Linked DNA regions of Homo sapiens: region 1 is linked to region 2. A link is a loop called in an ENCODE intact Hi-C map of the cell type or tissue named here. Cell type or tissue: IMR-90. All regions are shown on one strand. Each heading gives the region's core, and the rest is flanking DNA. Links, peaks and the distances in the headings are about the cores only. Region 1 overlaps FMN2 (formin 2). Region 2 overlaps FMN2 (formin 2).

Region 1 (9,104 bases), core at 769-8,768, 120 kb after region 2:
AGATGATAGTGGCTTGGACCTCAGTTAAGAGATGATAGTGGCTTGGACCTCAGTGTACACAGTGGAGCTGCTGAGAAGTGGTCAGATTCTGGAACTATTTTGAAGAATATGCCAGTAGAATTTGCCAGCGGGCTGGGTATGGACTGTGAGAGAAAACAAGAAATTGAGAGTGATCCCACAATTTTTGGCCTGGGCAATAGGAAGGGATTGCCATTAGCTGATAAGTGGAAGCAGCTTGGTAGAAAATGGGGCAATGAGAATTCTGTGGTTATGTTAGGTTTGAGTGGTCTGTTCCTTCATAATTGATATGCAGACACAGGGGTCTAGTAGTCTCAAGGCAGAAGGTGGAGAGTGAGGGTATGAGTGTTAGAAAGTCTAACAGTATGGGTTCAATTGGGACATAAACCACAGACTAATATAAGCAGAAGAGTTTATTATAATGAATGATTAACCTATGATGGAAGAGTACAAGAATATAGTGATAACTTTAACAGCACCCTAGGGATGAGTAAGCATACCCAAGTTCGGATAAGCTTGGAAGGGGGTCCCCTCTCTAAGACTGGGGTGCAGATTTCATTGGAGAAGGTGTGTTTGCAGCCCACTGGTTTGCCTGGGCCATAGCTGGTCACGTCTCTGGGCAAGCAAGAAAACACACTTCTGGGGGCAGGTGAACTCTAGCTAGTGGGCAGGCATGCAGGAGTTAGGATGCTACAGTGAACGTGAAGCCCAGAGTGTACAGTATCTATGTAGGGAGGGCCCAGGAAACAAACCTCAGGGCACAGGCAAGCCTTGGCTGGTGCAGGTGCACAGTGCGTGGTGTCTGCATTGGAGGCAAACTGGTCACTGAGTCTAGGTCAGGACTGCAAGGTTGCCAAAGGGCTCTGCACTCCGGGTATGCTGCTGGGGTGTGGCAGAGCACCCCCAGATGTCATTATACACCCACACCGCTGACCAATTGTGCTGCAGAAAAGGCAAACTGCATACCAGAGTCAGGAAGAGGACCCCCTTCCTCTAGCAGTGCCCCTCCATCACCTCCTACTGGCAAAGCATAACCTCATATTCACTGTAAAGGGGGACCGGGAGCTGCTGAGTCCAGTCCGTTATCTCGGATTCAGTTCTAGAAGGCAAACTGAGGGATGAGAGGCAGTAACTGGCACAGATGGTAGGGAGGGTTGAGGTTTTAGGAGGTATGGTCTCATCTGGCATGACAGTCACGTGTGTTTGTGACTTAATATGGTAGGTGTCATGCTCATATGAAAGTGTCTCTAGAAACAAAAAGTGACATGCACGGGCTTAGACTTGGCTTGAGTCCTCTTTGGAAATCTTTCCAACTTTATCATGTTGGTGTAATGGTAATTATTAACTTCAGGTCTGACACAGTGTTTGAAAGATAGCTGAATAGTCTTAATTTTGCCTTAATAGTTTAATAATAACATTTGAGGGTACATGTGAATTTTATCTAGAAAAAATAAACATATTTAAACTCAATTTTTAAATTAAATATATGGGTAATAATCTTATTTGGCATTCCACTTCTTATCCTTGAAGAAAAAAATATCGCTAACCTAAATCCTTTCCCATAAATACAACACACTTTCTTTTTGCCAGATGCTTAAATGTCATTGGTCTGTTTTAAAGTAATTCTATTTGATCTCTGTGAAACAGATGGAAGTATTTGTTATACAAACCTTATTTAGAATGTAATCTTTTTTTCTCTCCTGATTGCATATGTTTGGCAGTGAGCTTTCTCTTCTAGATGTGAATGAATCTTGGTTAGCCTCCAAATCTAAACACACCCTAATTTCAAAAACCACAATCCTGAGGACTCAATTCCTGTTTACTGAGGAATTAAAACCTAGAGAAACCACATAGTTACTAAATGCAGTACAACCTAGTGAGTTTTTAAAAACAAAAATCATTACAGTTTATTTAGGGTTATTGACTGTCATTAAGTTCAGAGAGTAAGATCTTTTCCTAAGCAGTATATAATATTTACAGTTGGTTAACTATATCTATTGCTTCTGAATCTTGAAATATACTCCTTATATGGCAAAGTGAGCTTGTGAGGTGGATAGGAAGCAGTAGACTGTGGTGTGGGGAATGAGGGAGCAGATGAGGAAAATTACTCATTTTTTTAAGTGTGTTGAATGACTAACTTCAATTCAAAAATGTGTCTGTTAAAATATTCATGTATAACTATCAGTTGCATTGTGTTTTTCTGAAAATCATTTTTTTCTTTCTTTCATATTTAAGAAACAAATAAACAAAAAATCTTAAGTATTCAACCAGACCAAAACCTGGACATGAATACTATTAGCAGTTCAACTGAAGAAAAATACATGAAAAAAGATAGGAAGGGAAAAAATTCAACACCCCCTTTGTCATTAAACAGTTCTAATCCAATTAGAAGGAAGAAAAAAAAGCAGGTAAAGTAGAAAGAATTAGAGATCTAAATTTACACTTCTCAGGATTGGATTTCACAGGCATACTTTATAGTTTTAGCAATCTTTGCTTAAAGATTACTAGGGTAGTAGTTGACATACCATAAACTTGAATCTGGAAGAAGGGTATCATGCATGCCACATGATACAGCATCCTCAAAAGTGTATACCATATTACATTAGTGAAAATGAATTGGATTAACTGTTCTGTGTTCCCATAACTTCCTAGAGGAATTTAATTGATTCATGTTTTAAGCAACATTTAATCATCAGTTTCTTCAAACAAAAATGAGAGGAGTATTGACTTTCCCCACATAGCTGTTTTAAAACCATACTCTCAAATTTCATTGTTTTATTGAGTTGGTTCATGGAATCCCTGCAAGTATGCTCATTTTCAACCATAAACGTGCTTAAGGTGAATTTCAGAATTAAAAAAAAAGAAAAGCTTTGGATCTTGAATCACTTACAGATTGACTCTATAAACTTAATAAAAAATCAGAAATTATATTTCTTTCTTGTTAATCTAAGGTGTGACACTGCCTGTCACATCATAAAATTATTGACTGATTTTTTGATAGTTATGCTTCTTTTGGATAAACCAACTATATTGCATAAATTCCTGGAAAATGAAAATTAAAAGATTAACACAGCTGCATTGGAAATATGTGGAAATAAATGATCCGGGATTGTTCTTATATGTCGTTCCTGTTATTTTACTTTATTTTATTAAGAGACAAGGTCTCGCTCTCTTGGCCAGGCTGGAGTGCAGTGGTGTGATCATAGCTCACTACAGCCTTGAACTGCTGAACTCAAGTGATCCTCTTGCCTCACCCTCTCAAATAGCTGGAACTACAGGCATGCATCACCATGCTGGCTTTCTCTTATTTTAATATGATATTTTTCTTTTATTAGTTGACATCCAAAAGGCTGACATTGTAGAGCAGAGAGCAGTTTCATGTTCACATTGTGGAATTTATGGCCATTTACTTTTTGTAGGCGGGTAGGTTCTCTGAGCACTTCTCCTTCACATTTGTTTTTAGTTTTGCATGGTCCGTCCACTTTACCATCTTGTAGCCCTCTGCTCTCCAGCCACCCACCCCCTTTTAGTTTCTCAAAACCATGCAGATCCTACCACTAGAACAGCACTGACAAAAGGTGTTCCTTCAGGCAGGAGATTTCCACTTACCATCTCCTTCTAGTAAAAGTCTCCTGAATCTTCAGTTGTCATTCTTTTCTTCCTTAGGAATTCTTTGTATCAAATCCTTCCATTTCAGGCTCATACAGCAACATGCACCTTGTCTTTAGAATGCTTGTAAACCTAGACATTGTACGCATATTCACTTTTCTTTACTCCCATTCTCTCTGATCTGATGAAAGTTCTGTTGTTTTTCCTTAGTATTGTATCTCCTTGGCACATAGTAAGCACTACAAAAAACATTTACCAGATGAATGCAAATAATTGTTTATGGCAGTTAGAACGCTACCCTTGACAAGTTCTCTTAAATAGAATTTCTTTTAAAATACCAGGGCTTTGATCATGATTTTAATGATGGCATTGTTTCTTGGAAGAAAGAGTAATTCTGTGATCAGATGTTCCACAAAGTACATTTGATTATCAGTGTTTACTTTTACATTTGAAATAAAGACTATTGCTTTCTTGGTCATTGTAACAGAAAGCAGAGTAACAATGTATTATAGAATCTGTTAGCCCAAGGAAAATGCACTTCTCGAACTGATCAGATCGCTGCCCTACACACTTTACCTCCACACTTATCAATTTGCACATCAAGATTAGTGTTTTCCTTATATGTCAATGCAAAAGACTTAAGAGATTATTTTTAGAACTCCCCAGCACTTCTTCCTGTTCCTGACCTTTTCCTTCTCCTTACCCACCCATGCATCTTGTTCTGAAGTACAAGGCTCAATACAGAAATTAATCCCTTGGAATTTGCTATGTCACTTCCTATTGCAACATTTGCTTTTTAGATGACCAGTTACCACTTACCCTTTCTTTTGGGAGGTCTTTACTAAGTGAGCTGTCTACAAAACGATGAGTCGTCCTGGATGGGTGTTGTTAGAGCAGGCCATTAGTTCTCCATTCTACCCATCCGATGCTTCCTTTTTCTCCCATCCAAGTGGGAACCACTGATGCTTCCTTTTTCTAACAAATATGCATAACGCCCTTTTCACTATTCTGAAAAGAAATGTATGGATAATAAATCTATATACATAACTTAAGTCACCTAATGTCTGACACTTAATATAAAGTAGTGCAGTAATGTATAATATTATATGATGTATTTAAGTATGTGAATGCTTATGTGTGATTGAACCAGAAGATATAAGGAAGTACATATTTGTTAAGGTATTTATAATCACCTTGAATACAATATCTAACAATGGTTTTATCACCATTAATGAGATTTTCCAAAATAGTCAACAGTAAATTTGAAGTAGAGTTTTTCTTAGATACTGCAGCATGGTTTTATTCCTGGACAGCTCTGTGTACCTTAAAATATGATATAAGATATTTAATTAATATTAAAATAATGTATATAAAATAGTGTATACTGCCCGGGCACGGTGGCTCATACCTGTAATCCCAGCACTTTGGGAGGCTGAGGCAGGTGGATCACTTGAGGTCAGGAGTTCGAAACCAGCCTGGCCAACCTGGTGAAACCCCGTCTCTACTAGAAATACAAATACAAAAATTAGCTGGGCGTGGCGATGTGTGCCTGTAGTCCCAGCTACTCAGGAGACTGAGGCAGGAGAATTGCTTGAACCCAAGAGGTGGAGGTTGCAGTGAGCCAAGATTGAGCCACTGCACACTTCAGCCTGGGCAACAGAGCAAGACTCTGTCTCAGAAAAAAAATAGTGTATGTTAACATCCTGAAAAATATTTAACGTGTACATTTTTTTTCAAATTATGCTTTTGTACATAAAAAGCTACTAAGGAAGATGCTGGTATCTATTACTGTCCTCTGCAAGGAAAAAGTAATTTTGTTGGGGAGCTACAATATGCATACAATTTTAATTATCATATAAGAATTCCACTGCTAGCATTCTATGAATAGTAGTTTAACAGAAAACACATCATAAGGCACTTTAAGTACCAACCTTAAAAAAGGGGGAGTAGATCATAAAGACTGTGGTGTTTTGGGAGGGGAAATATGGCATCCATCTGTAGCAAGGAGTGCAAATATTGCTTGAATTGAAAGGAGAGAAAGGGAGAAAGGGAGGGTTGCTGTATTACGTCTATGCCAGATTCACATTTCCCTCAGAAATGCTAGGTTCAACTACTGACCTATTTTAAATCACAGGCCTGTCTTCAATATGTACTGACCTGAAATGAAAAAATAGTCCAAATTTCTACTTTTTAAAAAGAGAGAGGAAAGAGGAGAAGCAAAAGGATCACTGTTATTGTTGTCCTCCTCAAGTTCTTTATAAAAATAGCTGGAGAATAAATCCTTAATAAATGTAAAAATTTTGGAATACTTTCATGTTCGTTTCATCCTAGCTTTGATCCTTGCCGCTATTTTTCCTCATGTTTTCAGTTCTAAATGTAAACCTGTTTGATAATGGAAACCCTTGTTTGCTTCTCCTTTTATTATGACTTTTTTTGGTTTCTCAGGAGGTCTTTGCTCAGGAGAACATGAATTGCACATCCTTGTGTGTGGTGTTGAATTGTTTGTAAGTTCCCTGTCTGCCTCTACCAGCCATTGTTTTTACATAAATTCTGTTCTTCTGTGATCTGCCTCGTTTGTCTCTTTGAGAACATTAACAAGCCTTTTAGCTTAGTGGAATACAAAAGTGTTTCCTGCGCATTCACTCTTTAATAACTATTCAGCTCTTCTGGGAGGACAGTTTCTTCTGACACACATAGAGTAAACATTTTCCAGTAATTTTCCTTGATGGCAGGCAAGCATTAGGGAAATGGTGCAGTTGGCTAGCAACCCCAGTAAATTTTGCCAACCTGATGCCATAAATGTTCACTAGGCTGTCTTCAAATTCCTTTATTCTGCTGATGTTACAGGAATGGACTTAAGACTAAGCATATTGTAGTTTATATATAAGACTTTCAGGTTTGGCCTGTGTGGTCATATAAGGTAGAGGTTTTTGAATGGTAGCAAACATAATTGTTCTCATGCCTGCTAAAAACCTTGGTTATGACTAAAGCTGGATCCTAACTTAAAATTATGCATGAACAGTAAAAACATTTGATGGTTTTGATGTATTATGTTTGATAGGGTCATCAACCTTCCCTTCTTACTTCCCATGATTGCAACAACTGAAATTTAACTGGGCAATAAATTTATTAAAGGAATAAATAGTCAACTCTCTTAATAAGGATGTAGAACTCCTATCATGTTTTTCTTCACTGAACTTATTTAGGAACTTGAGTGATTCCAGATGGTATTACATGAGTATTTGGCTCTGAATTTCTTGTTTTCTCACATTTGCCAACATACAAGTGTTCAAGACTTTCAGGTCCCTGAGGAGCTGTTCAGCCATTGGATATACAACTTTAGGTTGCTATGGTATATTTGATCATTCTTTTGAAAGTTCTCCTCAGTCCTTGGCATTTTAAAATATGAAAATTATTTAATGTAACCCGGAGAAGAAAGATCTGTGGAGCTGTAGTGTGTGAGTCAGTGGACCATAAAATGTAGATCTCTTGAAAAGCTAGTTTTCAAGATGAGACGAGATCAACAAGTAGTATATAGACCACCCATAAACTCTTGAATGTGGAATGTGTAAAAATGTATTTAAGTGGCCCTTTAATAATGCAAAAGTATTTTCCCTTAAATGTGCTGGGAAGTCCCCAGTCCAACACACAAAAGGCCATTTCATGCATAACATATATATAGGGTTTTTACATACTCAAATAAAATGAGAGAACCAAACCACGAGATCTTTTTTCCCCTCCAATAAATATTTAGAGTGAACCTACTGTGTGCCAGGCACTGTTCTAGGTGTTGGTATTACAAAAATGAATCTTATATTCACCTCTTTGAAGAGCTTTGGATGTAATGTGGATGACAAACATGAAACCAAATAATTAAAACCTATTGTTCTTAAGTGCTAGATAGAGTTCTTTGGAAAGAGTGGGGCAGTTGCTGAAAAGGCAACAAGGACTTGATCTTCGGGGAGGTAGAAGGATGTTCATAGAGAGGCAGTATCTGGGATTGTTCTTAAATGTTGGTCAATAATATGCTGCAGAGAAGAGATAAAGACCCAGCAGATGGAGCAGTATGATCAAAGGCATGGATGTAAAAATCTATAATGTGTTTTAGGTGAGGAATTTTGTGTTGCTGACAAGTAGTGCCTAGGGAAATGGGAGTCAGAGGAGGGGCAGGGATTGAGACTGGCAGGGATGGATGTGGACAGGTTGCTGTGGGGTAGCAATGAGAGTGAGAGGGAGAAGTCTGTTTCTAAGATGTTTTTCAGGGGAAGACTCAACAGGAAATGTTGGTAACAGGATGTGGGAGACAGGAGACCATACACAGGCTTCTTTCTTGGGTATTTGGATCACCATAGCTGGGATTGGATGTTCAAAATGATGAACAGATTTGGGGACAAAATAGAACGGATGATCAATGGCTCATTTTGTTTTTTTTCTTTCAAGTTTTTATTTTAGACTCATTATAGATTCAGAGGACTTTGTAAAAATAGTACACTGTGTCCCATATACCCAGTTTTCCCCAATGATAGCATCTTATAAAACTATAGTATAACATCAAAACCTGGAAAATTACATTGGTATGATCCGTGGACCTTTTTTAGATTTCACCAATTTTGCATGCACTCCTACTGGGTGTGGGCATCATGTACACACATATGCATGTACAGTTCTATGCACTCGTGTCACATGTTGATTCCTATAATTATCAGCACAATCAAGATGTAAAACAGGACGAGTGGGTGGCTCATGCCTGTAATCCCAGTACTTTGGGAGGCTGAGGCGGGCTGATCACGAGGTCTATCACAAGGTCAAGAGATTGAGACCATCCTGGCCAACATGGTGAAACCCTGTCTCTACTAAAAGTAAAAAATTAGCTTGGTGTGGTGGCACGCACCTGTAGTCCTAGCTGCTCAGGAGGCTAAGGCAGGAGAATTGCTTGAACCCAGGAGGCAGAGGTTGCAGTGAGCCGATATCATGCCACTGCACTCCAGCCTGGGGAGACTCCATCTAAAAAGAAAAAGAAAAGAAAGATGTAAAATGATTCCATCACCCAAAACCATGACCCAAAAGATCCCTTGTGCTACCCCCTTGTAATTACACCATCTCTTTCTCCATCCCTAACCCCTGGTAGTTAATAATCTGTTTCCATCGCTATAATTTTGTCATTTTGAGAATGTGACATAAATGGAATCATACGGTATATAACCTTTTAAGATTAGCTTTTTTCCACTCAGTATAATTTCCATGAGATCCACTCAAGTGTTGAGTGCCTCAGTAGTTCATTTCATTTTATTGTTGAGTAGTATTTCATGGTATGAACATACTAACATTTGTTTAATCTTTCACCTACTGAAAGGCATTTGGGGTGTTTTGAGTTTTTGGGTATTACACACAAAACTGTTATGAACATGTATGTACATAATTTTTTGCATGTCGACTTAAGTTTTCTTTTTTTGTGTGATAAATGCCCAGGACTGCAA
Region 2 (9,104 bases), core at 320-8,319:
CAAAGCCCCGAAGGAAGCAGCCACAGAGTGGGGCTTGCAGATTTTGGGAAGAAGAGTGAGTGCAGTGCTCTGGGCAGAGGCAGTAGCCACTGTGGCTTTGGCGGCCCTATGGAAGAAGCATGACTGGTGTGTGACAAGACAAGTAAGCTGGCCAGGGTGGCTGGCCTGGTGAGCAAGTTGGGACAGATGGAGGTGGGTAGAGAGGCTAGGGAGTAACAGTAGTTGAAACCAGGCCTTGTGGGTCCCTGTGGAGACAGATTCTCATCTGAGTGAAATGAAAACTTTCATTGTAGCTTAACAGTATGTTAAGCTGTTTAAATACTAAATGCCTTTTATTTTTCTGTAGCATTGTCACATATATCAGCTACCATGTGGCTAAATTGGAAATGTCAAAATGACCATAAAGAGTGACTGCTGGCCGAGCACGGTGGCTCATGCCTGTCATCCCAGCACTTTGGGAGGCCAAGGCGGGCGGATCACGAGGTCAGGAGTTCGAGACCAGCCTGGCCAACATGGTGAAACCCCGTCTGTACCAAAAAAAAAAAAAAAAAATTAGCTGGGTGTGGTGGCGGGTGCCTATAATCCCAGCTATTCGGGAGGCTGAGGCAGGAGAATCGCTTGAACCCAGGAGGCGGAGGTTGCAGTGAGCCAAGATCGCGCCGTTGCACTCCAGCCTGGGTGAAAGAGCGAAACTCCATCTCAAAAAAAAAAAAAAAAAAAAAAGAAAAGAAAAAAACAAAACCAAAAACAGTGACTGCTGTACCTTGTGTCCAGGGTCTGGTCTGCATGCCAGTCAGGGGTGCAACGCGACAGTCAGGAGATATAAACTCTCGTCTTCACCTTGCCAACAACCACTTGCATTATGGGCTTTGAATTTCTCATCTGAAAGGTGCAGAGGATGGATGAGATTAGTGGTTTTTCAGGCTCTGATTCATGGAGCATGAGGAATTCCTTGAAGGCCCTTTCATTTTTATTTTTATCCTAAAGGCCCTTTTATTTTTAAATTTGCACACAAGCTTCACTTAGAAGAAAGTGCCCTCTCGCTTACGAAAAGAAATCCCTGACTTGGTTATGCCTTAGGTCTTTTTAGAATGATGAATTTGCAGTCTCATAGAATCTCAGATGACATGAGGACTAAAAGAGAAAAACTGCTTCAGAATCCCTTCTTACTCAGTGTCTCTTGGTGACAGTGTTCGTTATCTCTTGTTGAAATCAAGGGGCAATTTGACAACAGTTAGATGAGGCTTTTGAGCTCCCATCCTTCAACCTTGGTGAAGTGGCTTCTATCGTGATACAGACTTCAGCTAAGTGAATAATATAATCTGTGAAAGTCTTAGAAGGACTTTCTGGCACAATTTAGAAACTAGCAATCGAGACAAATAAGGATAGTTGATATATAGAGAAGGGCATAGGAATATCCCAATTTTTAAAAATGACATGAGCATTCTCATTGTATGTATTATATATATTGAAAAGTAGTCATATCCTAATAACCCAGTTATATAATTGGAAGAGAGACTGGATATTTTTTGGTACTTATGGTTAATGATATATTTTAGTGAAAGTTTTATTTTCTGATTGAAGAAATAGGAAAATTGTCCTTTAAGATACTGACTGTCTGCTTCCTTTCCAATCTAGAATCTCAATCTGCTGTTTCAGAAACTCCCCAAAAACGCTCAGATGCTGTCCAGAAGGTAAGATGATCTTATTAGGATGTCAGATTCCCATCTGTCTTATTTGTCTTAAGATTGTGACAGACTCTGCGATTTATCTTTCCATCTGCCCGGCTGGCTAGGATGCCCTTGTTTTCCCTAAGCCTGCAGTGGAATCCAGTCAGGCAGAAGGGGATGTTTTCTTCCATTTATTTTTTGCATACAAAATCAGCCTTGAAATGGAACTGAGTACAAGCTTTTCAGAAGCTGTTTTATTCTATATCCAGCCAAAGAGTTGGGCCCAATAACAGCGGGCTCCAGCAGGAAACGGTGGCCACTCCAGGGAGAAGTCTGCGAGATGTGCCTGCTCAAACAGTCCCATGGCTATGATCTTTAAAAAGAAATCTGTCAGAGCTTTGCTAAAGTCAAATAAGGTTCTTATTACTTTGGTGGATGAAACATTAATTAGTATCTGTTTAATTTCCAGGAAACTATTTTTTTTCTGTTACTGTATTAGTCCGTTTTCACACTGCTGATAAGGGTGTACCCAAGAATGGGCAATTTACAAAAGAAAGAGGCTTATTGGACTTACACTTCCACATGGCTGGGGAGGCCTCACAAGTTCATGGTGGAAGGCAAGGAGAAGCAAATCACATCTTATGTGGATGGCAGAAGGCAAAAAAGAGCTTGTGCAGAGAAACTCCCATTTTTAAAACCATTAGATCTCGTGAGACCCATTCACTATCATGAGAAGAGCATGGGAAAGATCAGCCCCCATGATTCAGTCATCTCCCACCAGGTCCCTCCCACAACATGTGGGAATTATGGGAGCTACAAGATGAGATTTGGCTGGGGACACAGAGCCAAACCATATCAGTTACCAAAGAAGCCAAATTTTGTGGGTTTTTTTTTCTTACGCTAAAATGCAAGCTATGCTAAAATGGATTTCTTATTAAAAAAAAAAAACTGCAAGAAAGGAAACGTGTATGGAATAGTAATTGTGGATAGCAATTGCTCTTTTGGATATAAAACCATTGCTTACAAACCAATTTACATTTTCACCCAACTATGCTTTTGTCAGTAACTTAGTATTAGAAATGAACAGTAAAAAGATGTGTTCTGTTCTGTTGGTGGTCTAGGAGAAAATGAGGAGACACATACTTGGGTTTTACACCCGGATCTATTTCTGATTAGTGTGATGACAACAAGCTTAGATTACCTGGGACATAGGGTTCTTCTCTGTAAAATTAAATTATTGCTGATCTCTGATAACTCATCAAATAAAGTAACTTCCCTTTAGAAAAGAATCCCTGTGTTATACATGAAAGTTGTGCTCCCCCTGGAGGAGAAATTGGGGTACAACATTGGTTGAAAACAGCACCTGGGTGCTTTTCAAAAATGCGGCTAGGTTAGCTATCCTTAAGGACAGTTCATTGAAAAAGCAAGTTTTTCCAGCTTATTGTTATGGGAGCAGAGGGCTACATCAACTTGGTGGCACTTGGAGAGGCACGGTGGGCTCAACTGATGGTTCCTTAATTATCTGCAATGATTAGCCCACAGCGAATAAGAGAAAGAAAGATAAAAAGGTAAAAAGAAATAGTAAAGTCAGCAGTTATTAAGAAAGATAGTACCCTCAAATCTTCCCTCACTTTTTAAGCCTTTTTTTTGGTGTGGAAAGCATGGCTAAATTGTGATTTAAAGGGATACATTAAGTTTTTCTAAATTCTTATGTTCAGGACGTATATGAATCAATTGTTACATACGATAATGTCAAAGAGAACCTGAACAGGAAGTATTTGATAATATCAACAATGATAAAACATGTACAGCATTGCTTTCTATATTATGCTATTTCAAGATACATATTCATGTGTGTAACATTATAGTGTTTTTCCTGAGCGATGGACCATGGTAAAATATATTGCAATAAGCAGAAAACCTAATGGAGTAGGTTATTTAAAAACACTTGATTTTACAACTTGAAGACTCAAGGGTGAAATAGATTGAATAAATGTTACATCTTATCCTTGTTGACAGTGAAGTGTCTGGAAGTCAGGAAAATTAATTGAGAGGGAACAATATTTGGAAGCAATCGATTTTAAGCACCCGACAATGACATCACTTACTTTTGGAATCATTAACTCTTTGTCATACATTTATTTTACGGGCTGATTCTTTTCTTAGATGATATGGATATGTTTCATGACAGGCTAAAGTAACTGGCCGTAAAGGGGATAGGGAAAACTCAAATTAATTGTCAACCTACTGTATACCTGTTCTTTTACTCTATTACCTTAAGAAATCCTCACAATAATCCTTTAAAGTAACTATTATAATGCGCATTTAACTGCTAAAGAAAATGATTATATGAGTTAAAATAACTTGCATCAGATCACAAACTTGATAAAGGGTAGGCTCGCTATTTGAGTACAGATCTGTTTGATTTTATACTTATACTATGATAAAAATTATACTTTTACATGGGTAATCACCCGATGCCAAAATCGTCAGATGAATGAGATGAGATTCTAAATTTATTTTATTATATGTAAACTCTACCATGTATCAGTTGGATGTCCAGATACATTATAGAGGCAAATAGGTATATTAGTTCACTTATACATTTTGAAGTTTTACTAGAACTTTGATGTGCTAAGTTGTGTTAATTTTACTAACTTTAGTGCTTTGTTATTATGTAAAAAAAATTATTTTTCATGGAAAGTCCTTGCTTTTTCCTTCTTAGTCACTAGATGGCAGTTCTGTATCTCTAAATGCAGCTGGAAATGAGAGGTTTGAAGGCAGTTTTCTCAGTATGAATGATGAACCTAAGAGATTTTTCTGGTCCATCAGCGTTGCCTGCGTTCTTCTGTGGTCGTAATGTGAGATCCCCAGGACTGCTTAGTCAGAGGCTTGCAGCCGAGTTGGAAAGCATCCTCTCTAAGTTATTCTTCAGATGTGTGTTCAGACACCTGTTCTCTCAATCTGAGCACATTGGAATTTATTGAATGAGTTTTGACTTTTACTCTTTCTGTAGTTAATAATTCTGAGAGTGCGATATCCCTAGAAAAAACACATGACTCATAAAGCCTTTCCTCAACTCACAGGAGTAGAAGGCTGTGGTGTTGCCAGAGAGTCTGATGCTTAAAGCAAATACAGCTGGCACTCAAGTGAAAAGAACGGACTGTAGCTACTCCTTGAATGCTTTTATTGATGACCCTGTGGAATTAGGTTTTCAAATAAAATTACATTCTTGAGACCTCACTTACTGATTATTTTAATTTCAAGTAATATGCTCTGAAAATCTGCTCTATCTGAAGAATTATGTCATAAAACTGAAATGCGACTGTCTTTTGATTCTGTTTATTAAAATCTTTGCCATTTGAAATATTTAAACTGTAAAGCCTTTTATACTCTGTAGTATATAATAGCTTAGTGTCAATTATTTTATCTAAGAACATTTGCTTCTAAGTTAAAGATTGGTGTATGGTAACATGCTTCACCTGGTAGCCACCTAGTTTCTAACTTTTTGCTTTTGAAATTATATATACAATTTTTGTTTCAAAGCATTTTTCTAAAACTCTTGGTATCTTTCTAATATACATGGACTAGCTGGAAGGGAAATAGAATAACATTTTGATTTTTAAAAACTCTAGCTTTGGGTAAGAATTGAAAATAACAGGTAATTGAAAGTCAGGTCTTTGAACATTATAATATTTATCATTTATCAATAGTCACATCTATTACAAAGTGCTAGACAATAAAAAGGAATTAGACGATATCAGCACTGTCTTCCCCCATATGTTGTATGATCTATATGCAAATAAATTCTCAAGTGTCAGAAAAACGCTTTGCTCTGATCAGCCCTACCGAGTCCCCTCATTGCCCAATCTAACTGCAAATTTATTTGAAGAAGTAAATATTTTTTTACTGGATCTCCTTAAAGTATCTGTTATAGTACTCTTTATGCAGTGGCCACTCAGTTCCATTAGTTTCAGAAATAATTTAGGAACAAGTCAAGGAAACAGATGGAGTAATGTGGAGTAGCCTTGTGGATGGTCTTGGTTACTCAGAAACAAAGTTTGAAGAGCAAAAGAAGCATTGGTCAGATCAAAAGAAAGTGGAGTAAAAGTGATTCTGAAGAAATAATGCTGGAGACTTAATAAAACAAGCCATTTGAATTGGGGTAGAATGTCTTAGACATATAGAAAGTTTCTAAAGAAACATTGTTGAGTATGAGGTCTTTCTCAACTCCAAGGCAAAAGGTAATATGAATTTGCAAAGTAATTGGAAACCAACAAAACAATAACCCACAAGACAAGTAAATAACTAAAATAAGGCGGAGTAAGAAATACAAGTCTTAAAGGAGATAGAGAGAGAGATACTTGGGTCTGAAACCATGAGTTAGTCATCCTTGAAGTCTTCCTCAGTGTCTAATCATTCTTAGGTCCTCAATAAATAGTTTAACCACTAAATACTCTGACCTAATGAGTCTGGGAAGGGGCAAGCGAGAGATGGTTAGGAAGGGAAGAGAAGACAGGATACCCTTAGGGCAGTGCTGACATTGAAGATAGGTAACATTTTGAAAGGTATTCACCATACTATGTTAAGAGAAAGAAAGGATTTTTTTTTTTTTGGTGTGGGAATAATTTTTATTCTGTAGAAACTCCAAGGAGCTCAGAGAAAAATATAGACGTTTTAGCTTAGAAATAATCACAAAAGAAACTCTTCTATGAGTTTTAAGAATGAAAACCAGCTAACATCTGGAAAGCAGTTAGAACTTGAGATGAGAATGTGAAGAAATAATTGGATGTCACAGATTGTTTTTGTTTTTCCTTGGGGTGGTCAGGCTTGGGGGTGAAATGAAGTAATATCTTTGCTCTATTGAGTTTTAGATGGTGTAAAACTAGTTTGCACTATGCAACATTATTAATGGCCTGTGGAGAAAGGCAAACAGTCCAAGCAGCTAATCCAATGGGGGTCGTGGAGCTGATAAAAGTTCTCTGCTTATAAAGGAGGCTTGTCCTTTATTGAACATCTGCTGACCTACTGTGTGCAAGGTATTTGTGGTAGATATTGAAGGAAATACGAAGAATTATAAGACAAAATCTTGGGTATTAAGAAGCAGACAGTTAGAAGAACATACCTCTTTCACGTACATGAAATGATTTGCGAGATGCAATGTAATTCTGCCAAGATAAACTTAACAAAAAGGGTGAAGGTTGTTGAGAGACTACAATTAAGGGCAATTTCTTAGGAAGGGTGAAATTTAGATCAAATCGTCATTTTTGGATAGATGGAGGGAAGAAGAGTGAGTATTTCAGATCAGAGAAGAGAGTAAAGGTAGAAAATTGGAAGTGAACATGGCACTGGGTGTGGGGCCAGGGAGAAGCGCAATAGTCCAGGTGACCTGAGAGGCAGCTCAGCTGGCAGCTGCCCTGGAGACCCAGGTTTTGCTTTCCTTCTCCCGGGCCTCCTTGGCCTGCAGCCTGACAGTGCCTTAACCCAGAGCCCAGTCTTATCTGGATTACTGCAGTATTCTCCCGATGGGTCTCTCTGCTTCCAGTCTTAACCCTTCTAATCTCTCCTCCACAATGCCTCCAGAGTTATCTTTCTAAAATCCAAATTTGCTGATGTCTGATATCTGCTTAGACTCATCCAGTGACTGCTCATAGCATTTGAGAAAATGTTCAGACTCCTGAGTTTGACACATGGGGTTTTCCCTTGCCATCCTCAGTCTTCAGCGTTATCACTCACTATTTCCTGTATGATTGGCTGGCTTGTTCCAACCCTAAAAAATACACTAGTTTTTTTGTTTTGTTTTGTTTTTGTTTGTTTTTTGTTGTTGTTGTTGTTTTTTTAATCTTTAGGATCCTTCATATCTGTCTTATACATGTTTCTTCTGCACTCCTCTTTTTAAAAATCTACTTCTATTTTTTAATCTAAATTTGTCTAAACTTGATTTTGTTCTAGACACTGGACTTGAGAAGACTCAGTCTAGGGTGCATTTCAGGAGTGGTAGAACATTTGCTTATATTCATACCATAGTGGTTGAGGATCTGGGCTTTGGACCAGTTTTCCTGGGCACAAATCCCAGTTATTCCACTTTTAACTGGGGAACTGTCAAAGATGAACAAAGTCAGACATTAGTTAAAATGGTAAGGACAGATTTTATATCAGTGGCAACTATTGCGCTAGGGAAGAGTCCAGCGTGAACTAAACTCAACTTTGATTTGTACAGAGGTGACCAAGCATTTTAAAGGGAGAATAAAGGAATAGGGAGAAGGGTGAGTGGAGGCTCAGGAGACTCAGAAGTGAAAAACTGCAAGGGTTCATTAGTGTAAATGAGATTAGGCCAGCTGTGTCTACTAACTGGCAGTTATAAGTTAGGAGTCTGTCCTCCGCCAGAGACTAGGAAAGAGGCCCCATCCTCAGGTGAAGGCTGAAACAGTAAGTTGTTTTGGCAGCCTTGAGTTTTCTTAGGCAGTAATTTAAAGAGCGGTAGGATTATCTTTGGGATGCAGCCTTTAGTTGGTAGAAACTATGTTAATGTTTGCTCAAGCCTTTACAGGCCAAGGCTAAGGCCTAGTTGAGAAGAGGGCTCAGAGGAGCCTGGCTAGAGCTTGATCAAGAAGAGAATCTTTGTTAGAATTTAAGAATAGCATTTTACTCTGTGTGCCTTAGTTTTCTCATCTATAAAATGGGTATAATAAGAATTCCTATCTCTACATTTTTTTTTTGTGAGTTTTAAATATATTTATGTAAAATGCTTTGGAGGAGTTCCTGGCACTCAAAATGTTAGCTCTTTATCATTATTGTTGTTATAGTTGAGCAATACTCTGGTTTTGAAAGTTGCTTTCATTGCATAGGTGGTCCTCATTATTCTTGGATTTGCATGTATTTGCGAACTCACCTACTTGCTAACATTTATTTGGAGCCCCCAAATCATATTCATATGGTGCTTTCACGGCCAATCACAAACACGCTCCAAGTGGCAAGAAATTTGAGTTGCTTGACGTGGACTTTCCCAGCTGATGTTGAATGAGGTGAAGCTCTGCTTTCTTCTTTCAGCTCTCATTCTGTAAATAAGAGTGTTTTTGTGGCTGTTTTTTCATGTTTTTGTGCTTTTTCTTGTTGGTTTTACTGTTCGAAATTGCCTCCAGGCATAGAGCTGCCGTGTTGTCTAATGTTCCTACGTGCAAGAAGGCTGTGATGTGCCTTGTGGCAAAAACACATGTCAGATAAGCTTTGTTCAGGCTTCAGTGATGCTGCTGTTGGCCATAGTAAATCAGCAATATATATTAAATAAAGTGTCTTTCAGCAGGAACACACATTTAAAAAAGGTAATGCATTGATTGGTTGACAAAAATGTGACCAGGGGCTTGCAGGAATCTAAACCTGTATTTTTTCTAGAAGCAATATTCAGTATTCACTAATTTGATGTTCACAAAGACT

What was found. Peaks named below come from ENCODE experiments on the same cell type or tissue, not always from the same donor. Only the 100,000 strongest peaks of a DNase experiment are listed, where the experiment ranks them.
Region 1: it touches region 2 in a loop (2.1-fold over the local background); 3 of 110 quality-filtered maps call a loop at or near these places.

The regions. Positions count from the first base shown.
Region 1 is chr1:240,308,673-240,317,776 of GRCh38, forward strand. All of the region lies in intron 8 of FMN2 (formin 2), which reads left to right. Among named protein-coding and RNA genes, the nearest start is that of FMN2, 220 kb to the left of the region's middle. In IMR-90, for the core only: no CTCF peak of the experiment used is centred there; DNase peaks (open chromatin) are centred at 1,739 and 4,449; H3K27ac peaks cover 904 bases.
Region 2 is chr1:240,186,569-240,195,672 of GRCh38, forward strand. It overlaps FMN2 (formin 2), which reads left to right. Exons shown (of 18, transcript NM_020066.5): 4 at 1,639-1,694. Among named protein-coding and RNA genes, the nearest start is that of FMN2, 99 kb to the left of the region's middle. In IMR-90, for the core only: CTCF peaks have their summits at 2,991 (motif pointing left) and 4,407 (motif pointing right); DNase peaks (open chromatin) are centred at 4,543 and 7,703.